Linked DNA regions of Homo sapiens: region 2 is linked to region 1. A link is an interaction called in ENCODE POLR2A ChIA-PET data of the cell type or tissue named here. Cell type or tissue: Caco-2. All regions are shown on one strand. Links, peaks and the distances in the headings refer to the core of each region. The heading gives the core; the rest is flanking DNA. Region 1 overlaps TEAD1 (TEA domain transcription factor 1). Region 2 has its middle 20 kb from the start of TEAD1.

Region 1 (2,816 bases), core at 266-2,765:
TTATCTGACAGTAAGTATGTCACGTATGCAATGGTTCCTTCAAAATAATTATTTCAGTCACCGAATCTATATCTGTGAGGGAGGATCTATATTTCAATTCACAGAGGACCAGTATTTGAGAAATTAGACCTCTAGTTTCTCTACAGTTGCAGCACAACTGCCGGTGGCTCACGCCTGTAATCCCAACACTTCGGGAGGCCGAGGCGGGCGGATAATGGGTCAGGAGATCGAGACCATCCTGGCCAACATGGTGAAACCCTGTCTCTACTAAAAATACAAAAAATTAGCCGGGCATGGTGGTGGGTGCCTGTAGTCCCAGCTACTCAGGAGGCTGAGGCAGGAGAATGGTGTGAACCTGGGAGGCGGAGCTTGCAGTGAGCGGAGATCGCGCCACTGCACTCCAGCCTGGGTGACAGAGAGAGACTCTGTCTCAAAAAAAAAAAAAAAAAAAAGGAAAAGAGAAAAAGGAGAGAGAGTATAGGAAAAGAGGAAAGAGAAAAGGGGAGGGAGAAGATCTAAGGCAGAGGGGAGGCAGACAGCGGAGGAGGTAGGTAAAGTGAGAGAACGAGCTGACATGTGTGTTCCATGAAATGCCTTATCAATGCTCTATTGATAAAAGCATTCATATCAATGCTAATACTGGATAATTCATATCCGGCCATAGGTTCCACACAGGTTGTTGATCAATAGTTTACAAATACATGAAATTGGATCTGGGCATTTTTTTATAAACCCATTTTTCATTTTTTTCCATAATCTTTAATTAAGATGTTCCTACACTATAGAGTCAAAAAATAAAAGTCATGGTCCTCCAGAAGAGGTCATAGTTTCCGACTGCATGCTCAGGGAACCCCCAATGAAGGTATCATTTGTACTCCCATTTAATAGATAAAAAGGCTGAGAAACTAAGCGCTGACAAAGGTTAACTCTCCATGTCCACATTATGATACAATTATGAACAAAAATATTCCCCCACAGTGCTTTCCATTTCTAAATGCTTTCACCTGTATCATTTCATGTGATCCAATTAAACATTATTAATGATGAAGACTCAGAAAGGTTTTGGGAGGAGAACAGGGTCACAGGGCAAGAAAGTGATGGAACTGGGGCCAGAATTCAAAACTCTGAACTTCTCGTTTTCATATAAGAAATGGCAAATCACTGATCCAAAAGAATCAGGTGCTACTAAAGGAGCATCTCAGACATTTCTACTCAACAACACACCATACACAGGCCCTTGAAAAGCCAAGTATCCCACACAGGATCTGGCTCTGGGCAGCAACAGAGAAGTGGACAATTGAATGGGGCTCTGCTTCTTGAAGGCCTGGACAGCAGCTGGATCCACCTTTCCCAGTTTCAGGGCAGACAGGCTGGTGAACAGGCCATGGCAAAAACTAAACAAGCATGCAGACAGGCATAGAGCCCCCAAAGTGCTGCAAACACTTCCCTTGCCTTAAAGCCCTTTGTCATCAGCAGCAGCTCCGGAAGTTACAGCAGACTGGGATGTACAATATGCCTTCTTTCTGGGGTCCTAGGTTTTTCTCCAGACTTACTCGTCATCTTAAAATTGTTCGCTTTGATTTATTTAAGTTAATGTACCTCAATGGCACAACAAAATCATGACAATAATAAAGATATTTTAATTTGGGGAAACAGCACTCACAACCCCACAGCCTGCACAGGCCAAGGGTTTTTCTTTGTCCGGGTTCCCTTCTAGTCCTGTCCCCTGAAACAGTAGCCATGATCACAGAATAAGCACTACTTTGTATTCTACGTTTTTTGTATAATCGCATTTCCTCTCTCAACCCAACCATGTCTGATGACCCTGGCAAGTTCCTACTCCAAAGTCTTCTTTTAGGGTGTTATAATTTCATCACCAACGTAGACAACTGATCTCAAACAGGCTCCGTGACATGTCTGACCTGTAACTCCTAAGATCTGAGATCATGGTTTGGGTGAGAAGGAGAACGCTTTGGGGATGAGAGAAGAAGAAAGGAAAAACAACTTTGCTTTTCTTCTCAGGAGACAAAGTGCTATTAGAGACTAAAACTGTGGATGCCACTGTGGGTGGGTGGGGTGGGAGGTGCCTATGGCTTTAGGGCTACACAGCCATGATGCTGCCATATGGATGAAACCACTCTCCACTTCCCCACAGCAACAGTGTCTAGCGGGTTGAAAAAAATTACTGTATGGCAAGAGTCCTGAGTATACATTATTCAAACCAGATCACGTCCCACTCCCCATACATACTTATCCACTTAAAACCTTTGCTGTGTGGCTCTGCACTGATGGAGAGGTTTATATTCCACAGTATGGCACACAGTGGACCCCCATGACCTGCCACCACCTCCCCTTCACCTTCCCACCCTCCCTCCCCACAACTCCCTGCCCCAGGCCCTGAGCTCCAACCACCCAGTCTCTGCCCACCCAGCCCATTCTGTTTCTCCACCTCTAATCCCAGGAGGTGTGAGAAACTGTCCATGCCCTCCAAGAGCTGACTCACAATCGGGGAAAAAGAAAAAGGCTCCAAGTCTATGTTTATCATGAAAATCAAGAAGCTATTTTGTTATCTATGAAATAACATCTTTTAAATGCATTACTGCAAATGGTTTAAAACTGGCCAACGTATTACAGAATAAGACCGCTTTTAAGACTTTGTTACCGGCCGGGCTTGGTGGTTCACGCCTGTAATCCCAGCACTTTGGGAGACCGAGGCGGGCGGATCAAAAGGTCAGGAGATCAAGACCATCCTGGCTAACATGGTGAAACCCCGTCTCTACTAAAAATACAAAAAAAAATTAGCCGGGCTTGGTGGC
Region 2 (2,816 bases), core at 297-2,796, 170 kb after region 1:
CCACCATGCCTCGCTAATTTTGTATTTTTAGTAGAGACAGGGTTTCTCCATGTTGGTCAGGCTGGTCTTGAACTCCCAACCTCAGGTGATCCACCTGCCTCAGCCTCCCAAAGTGCTGGAATTACAGGCGTGAGCCACTGTGCCCAGTCTGTTTGTTTGTTTTTTTAAAGATTTCTTAGCCTGGGCAACAGGGTGAAACCCCATCTCTACAAAAAAATAGTAAGTACAAAAATTAGCCAGGTGTAATGGTGTGCGCCTGTAGTCCTAGCTACTTAGGGGGCTAAGGTAGAAGGCTTGCTTGAGCCCAGGAGATCAAGGCTACAGTGAGCCACGTTTGCACCACTGCACTCCAGCCTGGGTAACAAATTGAGACCCTGTCTCAAAATAAAAAGTAAAAGAGATTCCTTGAGATTTTTTAATGTAGATAGCTATGTCATTTGTAAATAGGGACAGTTTTTTTTTCTTCTCAATTTATATGCCTTTTATTTCATTTTCTTATTTTATCATGCTGGCTAGGCCTTCCAGTGCTATGTCAAACCAAAGTGATAAGAGCTAATATCCTTGTTTTGTTCTGGAATTTAGAGGGAACACATTCAGTCTTTAATCATTAAGTGTGATATTAGCATTATTTTTTTTTGCAGATGCTCTTCATCAAGGTAAGGGGCCCCTTTTTCTAGTTTGCTGAGTGTTTTTATCACAAACAGAAAATAAATTTTGTCAAGCGCATTTTTTTTTGCATCAGTTGATATGGTCATATAGCTTTTCTTCTTTGGCCTATTAATATGGTGAATCACATTGACTTTTGAATATTGACTCTTTATTTATGTCTTCCTAAATTTCTCTTAGAAATATTTGGTAGTTTTCAATTTAAAGATCTTAAACATTTTCCATTAGATTTATTCTCATGTATTTAATACTTTTTGTTTGTAAATGAAATTATTTCCTTAATTTTATAAGTATTATTAGTATGTAGAAATAAAATTGTTTATGTATTGACTTTGTATCCAACAAACTTGCTAAATTTACTTAAGTATTTCAATAGTCATTTATATTTCTTATGTACTTAATCATATTCCTGCAAATAAGGACAGTTTCAGTTCTTTAATCTTTTCTATTCTTTATTTTTATTTATTTTTCTTGCCATATTATATGAGCTAAGATCTCCAGCACAAAACTGAATAAAACCAGTGACAGTGAATATCCTATCTTATATGAAATCAGTGGGAATATTCAATACTTTGCCTTTGTGTAGGATTTCAGCTATAGAATATTGTAGGCTTTTATTTTGTTTTACATGTGCAAAATTCAGAACTAATTTTTTTAAAAACATCCTTTAGCCCAGGGGTCTCCACATACCTGTGGAGGTATGTGGCCTGTTAGGAATGAGTCGCACAGCAGGAGGTGAGCAGTGAGCCAGCGAGTGAAGCTTCGTCTGTATTTACAGTGGTTCCCCATTGCTTGCATGACTGCATGAGCTCCACCTCCTGTCAGATCAGTGGCGGCATTAGATTCTCATAGGAGTGCGAACCCTATTGTGAACTGTGCGTGTGAAGGATCTAGGTTGCACGCTTCTTCTGAGAATCCAATGCCTGATGATCTGTCACTATCTCCCATCACCCCAAGATGGGACCATCTAGTTGCAGGAAAACAAGCTCAGGGCTCCCACTGTTTCTACATTATGGTGTTTATAATTATTTTATTATATATTACATTGTAAAATAATAGAAATAAAGTGCACAATAAATGTAATGTGCTTGAATCATCTCAAAACCATCCCCCTACCTTGGTCTGTGGAAAAAATATTTTCCACAAAACAGGTCCCTGGTGCCAAAAAGGTTGGGGACCACTGCTTTAGTCCCACATAAGTTATTAAGACTTGGTACTGTGAACTTAGAGGCATGTTGTAAAGTATAATTAACAAAGAAAAAGCAACGTAACCTACTTTTGAATATGGAATTGAGAAGGTAGCAAATGTTTAAATAAAATTTTTGAGGAGTTTTAAATCCAGGTAAAATTTACATACGTAAAAATGAACAGATCTTATGAATGTTAGTATATCCTTGTAACCAGTAACTCAATCAACATACAAAACATTTCTACATTCTCCCAAATTTTATCTTGCTTCCTTCTAGTCACTACTCACACCACATACACAAACATTATGCTGATTTCTATTAATGTTTTTGTTTTGCTGTTCTAAAATTTCACATACATGGAATCATAAAGCATGAATTATTTTGTGTTTGGCTTCTTTGCTGAGCAAAATATTTTTAGCATGACATAAATTTTTATTCACTCTCCTGTTTGATGAACATTTAAGCTGTTTCTAGTTTGGGGCTATTATAAATAAAGCTGTTATAAATATTTCCATACAAGTCCTTTTGTGAACTTAAGTTTTAATTTCTCTTGGGTTAATCCCTAGGATAGGAACTGTTGGGTCATAGATTAAGTCTGTTTAACTTTATAAGAAACTTCAAAAGTTTATTATAATGATAGAGCTGTTTTCTATTACCACAAGCAATATATGAGTACCAAATGTTTTATATCCTCCACAGCATTTGTTGTTAGCCTTTTTAAATTTTAGCTTTTTTTTTTTTTTTTTTTGGTAACAACCTTTTCAGCAGATTAAGAAAGTTCTCTTCTATTTCTAATCTACTGTAAGACTTTATTGTTTATGAGAGCTAAATGTTATCAAATACTTTTTCTGCATCTCGTAAGACACTTGTAAGACTCTCATTTATTTTGTTCATGTGGTGAATTATACTGATTGATGTTTTAACAAATTTATTGAGGCGTGTTTTACATATCTTAAATTC

The links. ChIA-PET counts read pairs that join two places held together with the same protein. Peaks named below come from ENCODE experiments on the same cell type or tissue, not always from the same donor. Only the 100,000 strongest peaks of a DNase experiment are listed, where the experiment ranks them.
Region 2: POLR2A ChIA-PET joins it to region 1 with 5 read pairs; 2 of 35 experiments call an interaction of 5 or more read pairs at or near these places.

The regions. Positions count from the first base shown.
Region 1 is chr11:12,819,598-12,822,413 of GRCh38, reverse strand. The region is part of intron 3 of TEAD1 (TEA domain transcription factor 1); the gene reads right to left. Among named protein-coding and RNA genes, the nearest start is that of TEAD1-AS1, 100 kb to the left of the region's middle. In Caco-2, for the core only: no CTCF peak of the experiment used is centred there; no DNase peak of the experiment used is centred there.
Region 2 is chr11:12,652,534-12,655,349 of GRCh38, reverse strand. No RefSeq gene overlaps it. Among named protein-coding and RNA genes, the nearest start is that of TEAD1, 20 kb to the left of the region's middle. In Caco-2, for the core only: no CTCF peak of the experiment used is centred there; a DNase peak (open chromatin) is centred at 1,459.